2 separate regions of the Homo sapiens genome follow, and region 1 is linked to region 2. A link is an interaction called in ENCODE POLR2A ChIA-PET data of the cell type or tissue named here. Cell type or tissue: PC-3. All regions are shown on one strand.

Region 1 (8,000 bases), 310 kb before region 2:
CCCCATTCACGTTAGGGTGGGGGATTGGACTAGAAGAGCTGTAGGATCTTTATTTCTGATCTTAAATGAATTTTTTCTTTACTCACTTTTTTTTTTTTTTTTTTTTTTTTTTTGTGAGCTGCTATTTTTTCCTGCAATGCACTGTTCTTTGGTTTGGGAAATGTGCTATATTTGTACCGTGCTTTAAACATACACAATGGTTCTAAATAACTACTTTTCTTTAAAGTTAGATGTAACATCTTAATTAAAATGTCATCCATAAATCAGGCACAGTCTGTGAGGTTGTGCGAGCGTGAAAGCTCCACAGTCTGAGGCCTGGAGACCCCTCTTGTCGCTTCCCTCCAGCCATGTCTCCTCCCCCGGCCACATCACCTCTGGCCACATCTCCTCCCCCCACCACACCATGTCACCCCCATAACCCTTGCCACGTCACCTCTGGCCACATCACCTCCCTCCCGGCCACATCACCTCTGTCCTCGCTGCCTGCCTGCCTGCCTGCCTGCCTCCCTCCCTCCCTCCTGGCCACATCACCTCTGGCCTCACTGCCTGCCTGCCTGCCTCCCTCCCTCCCTCCCTCCCTCCATCCCGGTGGCCTCCGCGGCTCCTGCTGACTGCCCTCCCGAGGGGCTGTTCGATGCTCTTTTCCCGTCTTCTGCTCCTGAGTGGGTCTCGGGGCTGGATGTTTCACAGGATGCAAGTTTCTTCCCTTCCAGCCGTAGGTCTCTGGGCGACAACTCCAGAGAGGGCACCAAGCTCTCCTTACCCACCTGGGGGCCCTGAGCCCTGACCACCAGGGCTTTCCTGTGGGGGGGGGGGTGGGGCAGACTCGTGTGAATTGGACTGAAAAGGTGCTTCCAGGAATCCTTGTTTTAGGTGCACTGGGGCAGAGGTGGGGACAGGGGACCACCACACCACCTGGTTTGCTCAGAATTTGGTCCTGATCACAGCCAATGAGGCAACACAAGCACCTCCTAAATGAAGCATTGCAGACTGCTTTTACATGTGACAGTTGTGATGGCTGAAAAAGGCTTCACACAATGAGTGGGTTTGAGCTGCATTTGAAGGCAGAACAGGTCCCTGCAGGTGGAAATGAGAGATAAGGGTGACCCAAGCCATCAGCAGCTGCGGGTGGGGTGGTGTGGGCTCCCCAGGGATGGTGGGCATGGATGAAATGCAGGAGAGGGCAGGGGTGCGATGGAACAGCAGGGCAGCGTTAAAATCCCCCTGCAGAGAGGGGACGTGACTGAGATTTTATCACATGTATAAACTGAGAGATGATTTGAGGATGATTTCTGGGAGCCTGTGGGAAAAGCACGTGGTCATCATCAGTTCTCTGGATCTCTGAAAAGTCATGCCTCTGCCTATCTTGTGAGCTATTGTGAAGATCAAATCGGATAATCTTCAGCAAGCCTTGTAAATGCTAAAGCTCATGACAGAGACTGTTCCAGCCCCTTTTTCTCCACCCTCCCTTCCTCCTGGATAATGTGAACCCTGCTGGGTACCTCACTGTCTGCCTGCTTTCCTCCTCTGTAACATGAGGCCTGAGTATTTGCTGGGTACTTCGCTGTCAACCTTCCTTCCTTCTCAGTGATGTGAGCCCTGAGTATTTGCTGGGTACCTCACTGCCTGCCTCACAGCTGGCTGTGGCCCTGTTACACACACTTGGCTGGCACATAAGCAGAAGTGCTCGCTGGGCCTGGGAGGGCTTTCTGATGTGTGGGTGCATGCTTCTCCCTGTAGGCTGGAGCTGCAGGAGCCCTCCTGGATCAGAGGACCAAGGCTGTGGCCTCGCGATGGGGGCTGGGGGAGCTCCCTGGGTTTATTGTGTGGGTGAGAGCAAACTTCAGTCCCGCTGCAGCACCGGGATTCCGGGTTCCCTCTGGAATGTTCTGAATGAGAAACAGGAAGTATGCAGAGGTGCGTCTTCCGAGGATTTGATGGTTATCTTAGCTCAGAGGCACCAAGTGCTCTCCCATGAACCTGCAGAACCGCTTCTTCCACTAATGGCCTTCTTTATCTAAAGAATGACTTACAAACTCTGCCACTTAAGAGATAGGTATTTGCAGGTGTGGCCTGAAAAATGAACAAATTGATTCTTTCATCTCAAGGAAAATACCTTACGTTATTCCCAATGATAGCCATTGGAGCTTTCCAGTGAATATTAAAATATACAAATCTTGTGTCTGCCACTTTCTCATGTGATCAGTGGTGATATTGATGTGATTTTTTTTTTTGACATAATGAAATGTGGAAGCTGCTCATAACTCTGAACCAGTGTTTTCTAACCAGTTACAAAATCGTGTGCTGGTAAAAGAGCCACTCAAGTGCAGGACAGACCAGTCCGCTTAAAAGGAATTGGGGCAGAAAGGCCCGTCGACCAGGGTCCAGACTCTGCGTTGCAGACAGCCTGCATGGAAGTGCCGCTTGTGACATTTGGCAGCAGAGAATACCTAAAACTATGTGAAAGCACAGTGAAAAATACTTCTTCCTAACTGTATATAGCATGGGATCAGACATTTTTCATAAACTTCAACCAGAGTTCTGCAGCCCACTGAACGCAGATGGAGGCATGAGAACCCTGCTGTCCGAGGTGCAGAGAGGCGTTAGGTGTTCTCACAGCAGCACAAACTGTTGCCACACTGCTGCTTATTTTGGAAAATGGTTTTTTCTTTAAGACTGTGCTGTTTATTAACATGTAATGACTTTATTATTTTAAAATAAATTTGTTACTTTTTTTTTTTTTTTTTAAGAGTCTTGCTCTGTCACCCAGGCTGGAGTGTAGTGGCGTGACCTCGGCTCACTTCAACCTCTGCTTCCCGGGTTCAAGTGATTCTCCTGCCTCAGCCTCCCAGGTAGCTGGGACTACAGGCACCCACCACCAAGCCCGGATAATTTTTATTATTTTAGTAGAGATGGGGTTTCACCATGTTGGTCAGGCCGGTCTGGAACTCCTGACTTCAAGTGACCCATCTGCCTTGGCCTCCCAAAGTGCTGGGTGGGATTACAGGCATAAGCCCACCATGCCCGGCCTCATGAGAAAGCTTTTTGTGATCTTTAATAAACTGTAAAGGGTTCCTGAGACCCAAAAGTTTGAAAACCACCGGCTTAAACCGACAACAAATTGTCCATGATTCTTCAGTGTACCTTCTAATCTGTTGATGGAGAAAGGTTGTAAGGGGTTGCTTTACTTTTTTCCTTTCGCAACTTAGTGGTGCTGGGACAACTGGATATCCACATGGAAAAGGATGGACTGCACCCTCCCTCACCCTACACAAAAAAATAGCTCAAAATGGATCCAGTGTAAGAGTCGATACTGTGAGACCCATTTTGTCAGTCTGCTGGGTACCGTAACAGACACCGCAGACTGTGAGGCTTAAACAGCATCTTATTTCCTTTGTTCTGGAGGCTGGAAGCCTGGGGTCAAGGTGCAGGCAGGGTTCGATCCTCCGGGTCCTCACCCCATTCTGTGTAGACGGCGTCTTCTCTGTGTCCTCATGGGTTTCTCTTATGTGTGTGCAGCACTGAGGACTCTGTGTGTCTAAATTCTCTATTATAAGAACACCAGTCATGGCTGGGCGTGGTGGCTCACACCTGTAATCCCAGCATTTTGGGAGGCCGAGGTGGGTGGATCACCTGAGGTCAGGAGTTACAGATCAGCAGTGAAACCTCATCTCTACTAAAACTACAAAAATTACCTGGGCGTTGTGGCAGGTGCCTGTAGTCCCAGCTGCCCAGGAGGCTGAGGCAGGAGAATTGCTTGAACCTGGGAGGCGGAGGTTGCAGTGAGCTGAGGTCATGCCACTACACTCCAGCCTGGACAGAGAGAGTGAAACTCAAAAAAAAAAAAAAAAAAAAAAAGGGAAAACACCAGTCATGTTGGATCAGGGCCTACTCTTAAGATCTTATGGGACCTAAATTGTCACGTTAAAGGCCCTGTGACATTTTGAGTTTCTAGGGGTTGTGGCTTTAACATGGGAATCTTGCGGGGACACAGTTCAGCTCATTACACCCTTAGGGGAGAATCCAGGTGAAACTGTTACGTTGAATTAAGCAATGGTTCCTTAGATGAGATGTCTAAAGCATAACAAGCAACTGAAGGGGAAAAGACAGTATCAAAATTAAAAATGTTCATTTCAGAGGTTACTATTAAAGTAAAAAGACACAACCCACAGAACAAGACACATTATCCCAATAAGGGCCTGATATCAAGAATATCTTTAAAAACTTACTCAGCAATGAAAAGAAAATCCAATTTAAAAATGGACAAAGGATTTGAATAGACATTCTCCAAAGAAAGATACATAAATGCCTTAAAAAGCACATGAGATATTTAACAGAATTAGTCATCTTAGAAATGAAAATGAAAACCACCGTGAGATACCACTTCACAACCACTGGGATGGGTAAAACCCCAGTACTGGACGGTGACATGTTGGTGAAGATGGGAAAATTGGAATCTGTATATATTGCTAGTGGGAGGGGAAGGAAAATGGTACAGTTGCTTTGGAAAAGTCTGGCAGTTCCTCAGAAAAGTTAAGCATAAAATCACTGTACGACCCAGCAATTTCACTCCCAGGCATATGCCCAAGAAAACTGAAAACGTTTTTACAAAAAAATCTTATGCAAGAATCTTCATAGCAGCATTATTCGTAACAGTGAGTAGAAACAGCCCAGATGTCTGTCAACAGATGAGTGGATAAAGAAAATTTGCACACAATGGAGTATCACTCAGCCGTAAAAAGGAACAAAAGAACATGTGCTCCAATGAGCCTTGAATGTGAAAGATGCCAGCACCAAAGGTCACACCAAAGGTCAAGCACTGTGCAATTCCACTCACCTTGAACGGGAAAGATGCCGGCACCAAAGGTCACACCAAAGGTCACGCACTGTGCGATTCCACTCACCTTGAATGTGAAAGATGGCAGTACCAAAGGTCATGCTAAAGGTCACGCACTGTACGATACCAGTCACCTTGAACGTGAAAGATGCTGGCACCAAAGGTCACGTCAAAGGTCACGCACTATGTGCCCACTCACGACAGGCGTCCAGAGTGGGCAAATCCAGAGAAACAGAAGTCGGCTGGCGATTGCCAGGGGCTGGCGGAAGGAAGCAGCAGGTGCTGACTCTTAATGGATTCAAGGTTTCTTTTGCGGGTGGTGAAAAAGTCCCAGAATTAAATACTAGTGGTGATTGTTGTGCAGCTTTGAGAATATGCTAAAAAGACTGAATTGTACCCTTTAATATGGGGGATTTTATGGTTTGTAAATGCTTTTCAATGTAAAAAGAAACTAAAGAACTTATTTGGTGTTGATATTTAGAATGCGAAAGAGACTGTATCCAAAACATGTTACTATGTAACTCATGTCCCCAGAGAGTTAAACTTCATTTTCTGAGGATCTTAAAGGATGTGTTTGAGCCTAGGAGACACAACGATCCATACTATATGTTACAGCCTATCTTACTGATTTCTATCTCACGTAACAACCGTATTCAGGGAAAACGGACATGTAAACGTGAGCTGAATGCTCTGCAGAAGCACTTTCCTCTTACCCAGATGGTCTTTAGTGGTGCAGTAAGAGATGTGGTCACGGCAACGTCAGTTTAATTTCCATGGCAACAGGAATTTGGCACATCTGATGAGTTAGATCTCCCTGCACAGCTCCTAACAGGGTTACCCATTTCTGTGTGGTGTCTGTGTACGTTCTCGCTACTGAAATCAGTGATGGCACCTGCACAGACACTTGCCCGGAAATGCGCACAAAGCTGGTGAAGGCAGAGGACAGGCGAGTGGGAAGCATGGTTCAGCCCTTGCAAAGGAGACGGTTATTCCTAACGCAGAAGATTCAGGAACACGATCCTTGCGAAGACTGGTGATGTCCATGGATCTCACTGCTGTCCAGTTGTATCTGTGCAGCGAGTTACCAAAGCTGCCAGAGCCGCATGTGTTGGTATCGGTGTCATCATCATCACTCAATGTTTCTGACTTTTGGTATTGGTGTCATCGTCATCACTCAATGTTTGACTTTTCCTGGTGCTGAGGATGACTGCATGTGGCAGAAGCAAAGTGCTGGGCTTAGAAAAGAACTAGAATCTGATGATCTGTGGTATATAGAGAGGCAGGGTCAGAACCCCCCACTCCCCAATCCCGTAAGAACTGGGATCTGATGATCTGTGGTATAGAGAAGGGGGGAGGGTCAGAACCCCCCACTCCCCAATCTGATAAGAACTGGGATCTGGTGACCTGTGGTATAGAGAGGGACAAGGTCAGAACCCCCCACTCCCCAATCCGATAAGAACTGGGATCTGATGACCTGTGGTATAGAGAGGGACAGGGTCAGAACCCCCCACTTCCCAATCTGATAAGAACTGGGATCTGATGATCTGTGGTATAGAGAGGGGCAGGGTTAGAACCCTCCATTCCCCAATCCGATTGTTGAAGAAATAGTTGGCTTGGGAGGGTTTTTACTCTGAAGGTTGAAGCTGTGCATTTCTGGAGCCTGGGCTGTCGGCCGTAGTGGCTGGGGAATGCTGGGGCTGTGGTCGTCTGGCCGCTGGCAGTCCTGCTGGTGGGTCCTGCCTCTTTGACACCGTTCCTTTCTGAAGCTTGTTTTCCCCAGTGTTGGAAGTAGCAGCACTGGAGGAATGGCCTTCTTCCTACAGCAAAGCTCTGCCAGGAGAGGAGGAGAAGACATAGAGCATCTGTTGAGGGACATGACGTTCTGGGCACTGCACCATGCTTTCTGCTTCTCAGCAGTGCCTCCTGGTTGATGTTACCGTCACCTGGCATCGCCCAGGAGGTAACTCGCAGAGGCAGGCAGGGAGCAGAAGGAGCTCAGGAGGGAGTGAGCCGTCACAGGGTGGGGGAGGTTCAGGAGCCAGCAGGCAAGTGGGATGTGGCCTCAAGGTGTTGCTGGGTTGGTGAGGGGTCTTCTGGGACTTTTCTGAGAGTGCAGTCAGTTGTAGGGGTGGGTGCCGGCTCCCGCAGATAGAAGAGCCAAGTGTGCAGGAGACCAACGTGTGCACTGGGAGTCCCCAGGGGCGTGTCCTGGCACGCGGCCCAGAGGCCCCTGACAAGGCTCAGTGCACCAGGCACACAGCGGATTGTTGGTGCTTGACCCGACGAGAAGGTGAGGAAGTGAGGTGAGGGGGGCCGAGAGACAGGTGCAGGGATGCACTAGACAGGGTGCAGTCAGGTGGAGGGTCATGCTGTGGGGTCTAGGAGAGACAGGTGTGGTCAGGTGAAGGGTCACGCTGTGGGGTCCAGGAGAGATGGGTGTGGTCAGTGTGGAGGGTCATGCTGTGGGATCCAGGAGAGATGGGGGTGGTCAGGTGGAGGGTCACTCTTGGGGTTCCAGGAGAGACGGGTGTGGTCGGGTGGAGGGTCACGCTGTGGGGTCCAGGAGAGATGGGTGTGGTCATGTGGAGGGTCACGCTGTGGGATCCAGGAGAGATGGGGGTGTTCAGGTGGAGGGTCACACTGTGGGGTCGAGGAGAGATGGGTGTGGTCAGTGTGGAGGGTCATGCTGTGGGATCCAGGAGAGATATGGGGGTGGAGGGTCACTCGGGGGGGTCCAGGAGAGACGGGTGTGGTCGGGTGGAGGGTCACGATGTGGGGTGCAGGAGAGATGGGTGTGGTCAGGTGGAAGGTCAAGCTGTGGTGTCTGGGAAATGTGTTTTTGCTTTTGGCTGAGCAGCTGGACCTGAGCATGTCTGTGCTTTGACATTTAACCTGTGCACTGTCCTCGGCAGGGTGTGTGTGTCTGTGACAGAGGACACCTCAGCCAGAGTGGATGTCGGCGGTGGTGGCCGGACTCAGGGTCCATGAATGTTGCGTGGTAGAACGTGTTTGGTACATTCTCAGCTCCTGCCCAGGTGCCTCCCAAGCATCGGGTGTTGTGGCTCCCCAGCATCGGGTGTTGTGGCTCCCCAGCATCGGGTGTTGTGGCTCCCCAGCATCGGGTGTTGTGGCTCCCCAGCATCGGGTGTTGTGGCTCCCCAGC
Region 2 (8,000 bases):
CAGTGTCAGTTATTAAAAATTCCTGTTTAGTACACAATATCTGAAAAATATCTGGAAACAATTTATCTTGGAACGTATTCTTGGATGCATAATGTGTTTTTTTTTTCCAATTTAAAATAAACTTCATGCATCTCTGATGGAGAAATCATCAAACTTTCTTAAGGACTTCATAAGCACAGCTGTGACCGCTGAACATGGGATCACAAATTACCTCTGGTGGTGGTGGCCAAAGAAGCGAACGTCGACTTGATTGTCTTCTTTCTGCATGACTTTGGCTGGCCAAAACCCAAAACCTTTCATTTTAGCCCAAACCAGCTCATGATTAGGTATCTGGAAATTAAATGTTTTACCTTGTTATATTACTTTTAAAGTATTAAATGCAAGTGTACCATTAATATTAAACTAGTCACATATAATCCATTATTTCTAAAATATTTCTTTCATAACTCCTAAACACATACGAGATTTTTTTTCTGGGATTGACTGATTTTATATTTGCATCAGAGTGCCAACATGAACCTTATTCCTCAGAAGAGGTCGGGACTGGAGCAAGGCCATCCACATGTATGACGGTGGCAAACAAGAGCACCCGCTTGGCCAAGTGCAGCTGGGGAGCCAGCAGCTCCAGCACCCCTGGGAATTTGTTAGAAATGGGGAAATTTTAGGCTGGCACAGTACTGTCTTCACAGGGCTGGCTTCTCTCAGGCAGCCAAGGCTGCCGGCCAAGAATGCTCAGAATTCCCTTTGTCAGTGCACGGTTTGAAGCTGTATTATTTTGGGGAAATTATACAGCTACAGACAAAGGCAAAGCCTTAGGTCTCTTGTGAAAGGATGAAAGGAGAAACAAAAATTCACTTTATTAAGGGACCCAGACGCTGGGTGTGGTGGCTCATGCCTGTAATCCCAGCACTTTGGAAGGCCGAGGCGGGAGGACTGCTTGAACTCAGGAGTTTGAGACCAGCCTGAGCAACATGGTAAAACCCCATCTCTACAAAAAATACAAAAATTAGCCAGGTGTGGTGGCGTGTGCCTGTGGTCCCAGCTACTCTGGAGGCTGAGGTGGGAGAATCACTTGAGCCTGGAGGAGGTCAAGGCTACGGTGAGCTGAGATCACACCACTGCACTCAAGCCTGGGCGACAGAGTGAGACCCTGTCTCAAAAAGAAAAAGGACCCAATATTTATTTTTATTCAGTATCTCATTTTAAAATCAGAAATGGATAACAAGCCCTGTTACTTTTTTTCAGTTGTTTATACTCATTAAACCCATATATACTATGATATTTTAAAAATTTAGGAAGAAAATTATAATCTTTAACCAAACTGGAAATAAACTTCCTTAGAGCTGTATGTTACACACTTGAGGTAAAAATTTCACATACACAAGGATAACAGAACCAGTTGTCAGGACGAGCATTTGACAAGTAAAAGCAATTCTTGCAAAGCTGCAGTTCATCCAGCTGAAAAAGAAAAGAAACTACTTTAGCCTACATAAAATATACATACACATTAAACTATATAAAATGTATCCATGTAAATTAACATTCACGTATATAAATAGTGTTGAATTTTGTTTCTTAATCTTTTAAGCCTAAATTTTAAAGTTTTCAATAAATGGTACTGGAAGACCCTGTCACTGTCCTCTTAGAACCATGTCGCTGGTCTCAGGCCACAGTTGGAACAGAAGCTGAGGCTGGTCTGACTGGGCCCTGCCCGGACCTCACTGGTTAGCACTTCAGACTGAATATTCCTCAGGAAGGTAACAATATCTGCTGCCAATCACAGCAGTCCTTACCTTTGCCTCATGTATGTCAAACATGAAAATAAAAGACCTTTTTTTGTTTTGTTTTGAGACAGAATCTCATTTTGTCACCAGGCTGGGGTGCAGTGGCGCAATCTTGGCTCACTGCAACCTCCACCTTCCACGTTCAAGCGATTCTCCTGCCTCAGCCTCCCGAGTAGCTGGGACTACAGGCGTACACCACCACACCCAGCTAATTTTTGTATTTTTAGTAGAGACAGGGTTTCACCATGTTGGCCAGGATGGTCTCGATCTCTTGATCTCGTGATCCGCCCAACTTGGCCTCCCAAAGTGCTGGGATTACAGGCGTGAGCCCCCACGCCCGGCAATAAAAGACATTTAAAGGAAATGGCACAACTAAAATGTAGATAAGAGTGGAATCCTGAAATAAATTAATTTCAGTTATAGAAAGAGTATAACTATTGGGCAATGAATAGTACCTCATGACATGTGTCTTTATATAGCATCCTCGCAATGTCAGCTTGCTCACTGTCTGCTGTAATTAAAAATAGATATTACCTATAAGCAATAGTCTGCAAATACAAGACTCAAAGTTACTATCCTTTTCTTTCAGTTTGCAAAAGTAGACATCTACCATTTCAAACCAAAATGTCCATTTAAAATAACGATAGCAAAATAAAATTACACAGGCAGCTTTTGTTTTCCATCCAATACAACCACTAATTCTCAGGGTATAGAGAATGACCTTACCTTTGGATGATGTGGTACTAGTGGGGAAATGATCAGAATTAATCATAGTGCTTATTAAAAACCTCTCAGCTAAAACAAATACATATAAAACTGTAAAGAGTAATTGTGTTTTCATCATTTAGTATACTATGATTTTGTTTTTGGCCAGTCCATTCTATAATCTATATCACCAGATATTCCTAACCTTATACTCTAAACTTGTAGATCATTAAGGTATTAATTCTTTGAAAGTAATGTTTTATAAAAGATAGTGTTCAACATGGAATGTAAATGGTGTGTTTAAAAATGCATACAAAAAAAACAAAAATATTCAACCTCCATAGAAAATCACGGTATTGTGGAGAAGCAATTGGGCATCAGCTTTGAACTCTTCATAACTTCGGTATTTCCCTTCATTCACTTTCTGCAGAGGGCAAAAAACAGAATGACGAAAAGAGTTACCAGTAAAAATACTTGTCTGGACTAAGTTCACAGGACAAGCAGTCTTTTCTAGGATGACATCAGGATGACTACTGCCATCCCACAGTATTGACAGAGAATGTGTGTAAAAGAAGCCAACAACGCCACCTGCGGTTTTAATAATATAGTATAATGAAGCATGGCAGGTCAGATATCCCGCAGCCACAAAGACACTACATTAATTTATCAGAGTGAACTTTAATGGCTTGAACATCTCATTTGACAATAATGTAGAAAGCTGCTGCTAAGCTTGGTAGTGCACGAATGCTTGGGCCAGTGTGGGCGGTGAGACCCTAAGCACACACCTGTCATTCTTTACAACACAGGAGGATCGAGATTGAAAACAGAACTGTTAGCCTCTGTGACAGTTTACCATAACTACTAAGATATATTTATAGTTCTGAATTGGGGCTAGGAATTGGTTTATAAATAATTTTAAAATAACATCTCAGGTGTCCCTGTCTGTGACAAATCTTAGAGGATTTCAACAGGAAGGAACCTGCATGAGTAAAGGCAGTGGGGAAGAAGGGGCGTCTGGGTTCTTACATATTCTGTAGAGGTCTTACAGTTTAGAAGGGGCTATGGCTGGGGGTAGGAGGTAAAATTAAAACTACTTGGTTTTGTTCCAGGATTTACCAGTTACTTTAAGGGAAAAACCTTCATTTACCCTTATCTTATATTGAAATAATACAGCCACAGTCTTTCTTGGGTACTAAAGAAACTTGTGGCCGGGCGCGGTGGCTCACGCCTGTAATCCCAGCACTTTGGGAGGCCGAGGCGGGCAGATCACGAGGTCAGGAGATCGAGACCATCCTGGCTAAAACGGTGAAACCCCGTCTCTACTAAAAATACAAAAAATTAGGTGGGCGTGGTGTCGGGCGCCTGTAGTCCCAGCTACTCGGGAGGCTGAGGCAGGAGAATGGCGTGAACCCGGGAGGCAGAGCTTGCAGTGAGCCAAGATCACACCACTGCACTCCAGCCTGGGCGACAGAGTGAGACTCCGTCTCAAAAAAAAAAAGAAAAGAAACTTGTAAGATGATTTAAAATTATTCCTGTGGTCTCCCTATAGGCTATAATGACCAAGCGTTAAGATTTTAAATTTCCAACATGACACATGAGGTGCAAAATCAGTAATTCAGTAACCCTGACTGCAAATATGTCTACGTGTTCTACTGGATGTTGTTGCAATTTGTTACTGGACGTGAACAAACTAACAATCCTCAGCTATAGTTGGTAAAATTAAGACCTTTAAGAATAATTAACTTTTCTAATCATAATTTTTTTTGTTCATTTTATTGTTTCCCAAGACGGCAGATCAGTTCTATGCTTTACTTTTTTTTCTGAGAGGAACTCTCAGGTACCACTGCTAAACCTGGAAAACATTCTTTACATCTGAAATGCTAAATTGCCCAGGCTGTAAGGCATTTTCTTAAATCAACAAGGATCAAGAAGCTACAAGCTGCTCATCTTTAAAACCAGGCCTTTTAAAGATGACACCTAATTTGCATTAGAGTAAGCACATGAAATTTACAAATTAATAATGCTTCATTTGGTAGTTATGCCTGTCTTTTGTTTTAGGAAGTGGAAAAAAGTACACTTTCAAGGAAAGAAGAGCAACCAAAATCTGCTTAACTGCTACATTATTCTTTAACTTGTTAGTTAAGAAAATGTACTTGAAGTGGAAATAAAAGAAACCGACTTTACCTCTTGAATGGTGGGAACGTCCACAGCTGAGTGCACCAGCCTCCTGTACATCGGGTGTTTATTGTCCTTCCCCTTTTTATTAAGATCTATAGCCTAAGAGGGTGTTAGTACATCAATTTAAATGTGGTTAAAGGAAGGCAGGTAAGACATCAATTCCTAAAGCTCAAAATATTTTCTACCTTTTTATTTTTTATTTTTGTAGAGACAGGGTCTTGCCATCTTGCCCAGGCTGGTCTTGAACTCCTGGGCTCAAGCAATCCTCCTGCCTTGGCCTCCCAAAGTGCTGGGATTACAGGCGGGAGCCACGGCGCCCGGCCAATATTTTCTACCTTTAAAGCAAAATCTCAGAGGAAGTACTTTAAAACTTAACAGAAAAAATGTACATATACTACTATATAGTTTAATATGACATTCCTTAAAGTTGTGATAGAATAGTTATTTTGAAAAATTGCCTTTCATTTTAAAGAGTCATCATCAATGAAAATGTTCATTCTGATGAATGAAATTCAAAAATGTAAATGTTTCTAATCTCATGTAGCTTATGTCAAAATGTCTATGTCCAAAACAGACAAAACAAGAAAATCTAACTGCCTGTTATAGAACTGTTTACTGCAAAAAAGAAATATGACATGACGGGGTGCTCTCCACACTTCATATTGCTATGTACATATTTGTTACTTCTCGATCATTCAACTTTGAAAGAATGAACCATAGTAAAATGTGTTTTGGGATATTTTGAAAGATTCCCTGAGCAGGACTCACCCTCTCCTTCATGCGGGAGACAATGAATCTGAGGTATGTGCCCATCTCCTGTTTGTTTGTATTCTTCTTCTTAATGCTCTATTGAAAAAAAAAGAATAAAAAAAGGTACAAAATCTGATCATTCTTATGTCTATATTCATGTAAAAGACATATATGAAACACTTAGATAGTATGCAAAGAGTTTACTAAAAGTGCTCTTTTTCCAACATATCTGACAGAAATCTTTGACATTTGCATAAAAAAAACAGCATCTAATGTAACAAGGTGAGAACTTTAAAATATTATGTTGTACCTGATATAATATCCTTACAGGATTATATATTTTTTCTTTTCTTGGTATTTTAAAACTTAATTTTTAGATAAACAAATAATAGACATAAGGGATAATCGCTTATTTTACAAACAATATCAATGGCCTAAGTCCTTTGAGGGAACATCTTAAATTAGCAATAATGAATGGTGAATTTCAATACAACATTATTCTTCGTTTAAAAGGTAATTTTAAAAATCTGTGTCACTCACTTTGCACAGCGCAGCTGCATACTAACATCTCCATTTCTGAGCACCATGGATCTACTCAGTAATAACTCCAACTCTTAGTCTAGCCTGCAAGCTAATTAGGTTCCTCAATTTATTGCACCAAAAAAGTCTAACTTCACATGAAGAAAAAATAGGATTCTACGCATGTTATTTCTAAACAGCTAGGAAACAAGGACAAGTGTGCCTATTTCCTTAGTCAAAGTCCCTGATATTACAACAGCCTAAAGGAAGCAAAGGCAAAACTCCAGGCACGCGAACATCATCAGTTCATACTGCAGAGGAAATGAGTGGGTGTGGCCACTATTTTAATAGATGCTTTAACTTTTTCAGGTCACTAGATAATGATTCTCTGCCCAATGGTATAATTCTTCCTGAAAGAACTGTAAGCATAGGAAGTCACTTCAGTACACTAAATACAGTAGAGGAAAGGACAAATATTTCTCACATAACTGAGAACTTTTAGCTAGGGCTTAAGTGAATTGATTATACGTACGTACACTGTTTATAAACACATAAAATATCTAAATAACAAGTGGAAACACATTTTATTAGTGAGAAACTAAACTGAATTTCATTTACCTCATGTCTGCACTGCACCTTCCTGACCCCACTTCTCACCTAGGTTCTCTGGCAACGCAGTCAGTGCCCTCTCCTTATGCCGCTTTGTGGCCTGTGCCCACAGCTGCTCCGTTTACGCCAATTACAGAGCAGTTCTTCTCAACCCTGGCCTCGCATCAGAGATATGGACTAAACTTTTATACAACGTGGCTGGGCTTCACTCGCTGAGCATCTGGGTTGTGACTTCTGGTGGCAGGGCCTGTGATTCGTATTTGCTTGTTCATTTGTTTATTCCTCAGGTGACTGACGCATGGCCAAGACAGAGTGTCCATGGCATAGATATGGAATATAAAGTGCAATGAAATTTCCTGAGCCCTGGGTTTATAATCTTTTTTTCTGGTGGGGGCGGGGGGAGACAAATTGATATAACTTGAGAATTCTCTGTTTGAAAACTAACAGAAGAACTTAACTGAATTTAAAATGAGTGACACAGCCACATGAAGGAGGATATGAAGAACTCACTCAAGCAATTTATTAGCACAGTATTTGGCCACAGGCACTGTTGAGAGATAAAACTTTAAACAAACATTGAACTCTAGTTATTAAATTTGTTTAGTCAGCAGCATTGGTTAGCCACTCTTTAAAAAACTTTGTAAAAATTTTAATTGACAAAATGAAATTATATATACTTAATGGTGTACAATGTGATGTTTTGAAATACGTGCAATGGCGAAATAGAGCTAACTGGTTTTTGTAGTGAGAACACTTAAAACCACTCTCCTTTTTAACAAGATCCCCAGTGCTTTTCACACACACACACACACACACACACACATTTGCGAAATACTAGCGGGCACCTCTTGTACACTAGACCACAGTAAAAAATGATCCTCCATTTTTGCATTCTGCATGTCTCACAGGACTGCAGAAGGCGCTCTCCCTGGATCTGAAGCACAATCAATCAGCTACTTACTAGTATGGACATGCTTCGGTGCACTGCTTTCTGTACTAAGTAAGCAGTTTGATGAACTGTCAGATACAGGGAAGAGAAAACGTAAGAAGGCTGGAGATTGCTACGTTGTTCTTGGCGCTTATAAAATGTACATTCTTCTTAAAAGGAGAATAAAAACACATGCTTCTAGCTACATGGCCTTCTCTCATGCCAACTCAAACTCTGGGTGCACTATTAAAACTGATTTCAAATATCAATGTCATTAAAATATGAATTTATCTAAACTCAGACATAATAGCAATCTACACCAGGTTAGAAGTCTTGTAATACTATCAGTGGGGTTATAGTTCCTTTAATAGGAAACATATTATTCAAAGGAAAGATACAACCAACACTGTTATGTAGCGCTGAAATATAATTTTAATATTCACTAAATATCATGCACAGCCTTCCATCATTTCAACAAGGCAGGAATCCCTTCCCCTCTGGATGTTAGCTCTAGGCTCTGTGGTCCC

What was found. ChIA-PET counts read pairs that join two places held together with the same protein. Peaks named below come from ENCODE experiments on the same cell type or tissue, not always from the same donor. Only the 100,000 strongest peaks of a DNase experiment are listed, where the experiment ranks them.
Region 1: POLR2A ChIA-PET joins it to region 2 with 52 read pairs; 2 of 35 experiments call an interaction of 5 or more read pairs at or near these places.

What each region holds. Positions count from the first base shown.
Region 1 is chr10:541,025-549,024 of GRCh38, reverse strand. All of the region lies in intron 1 of DIP2C (disco interacting protein 2 homolog C), which reads left to right. Among named protein-coding and RNA genes, the nearest start is that of DIP2C-AS2, 84 kb to the left of the region's middle. RefSeq lists an enhancer at 6,785-7,285. In PC-3, no CTCF peak of the experiment used is centred here; a DNase peak (open chromatin) is centred at 1,974; H3K4me3 peaks cover 364 bases; H3K27ac peaks cover 1,063 bases.
Region 2 is chr10:234,351-242,350 of GRCh38, reverse strand. ZMYND11 (zinc finger MYND-type containing 11) reads right to left here. Exons shown (of 15, transcript NM_001370100.5): 5 at 5,436-5,513; 6 at 4,674-4,766; 7 at 2,826-2,913; 8 at 2,240-2,295; 9 at 1,381-1,458; 10 at 212-330. Among named protein-coding and RNA genes, the nearest start is that of ZMYND11, 100 kb to the right of the region's middle. In PC-3, a CTCF peak has its summit at 3,079; a DNase peak (open chromatin) is centred at 3,030; H3K27ac peaks cover 771 bases.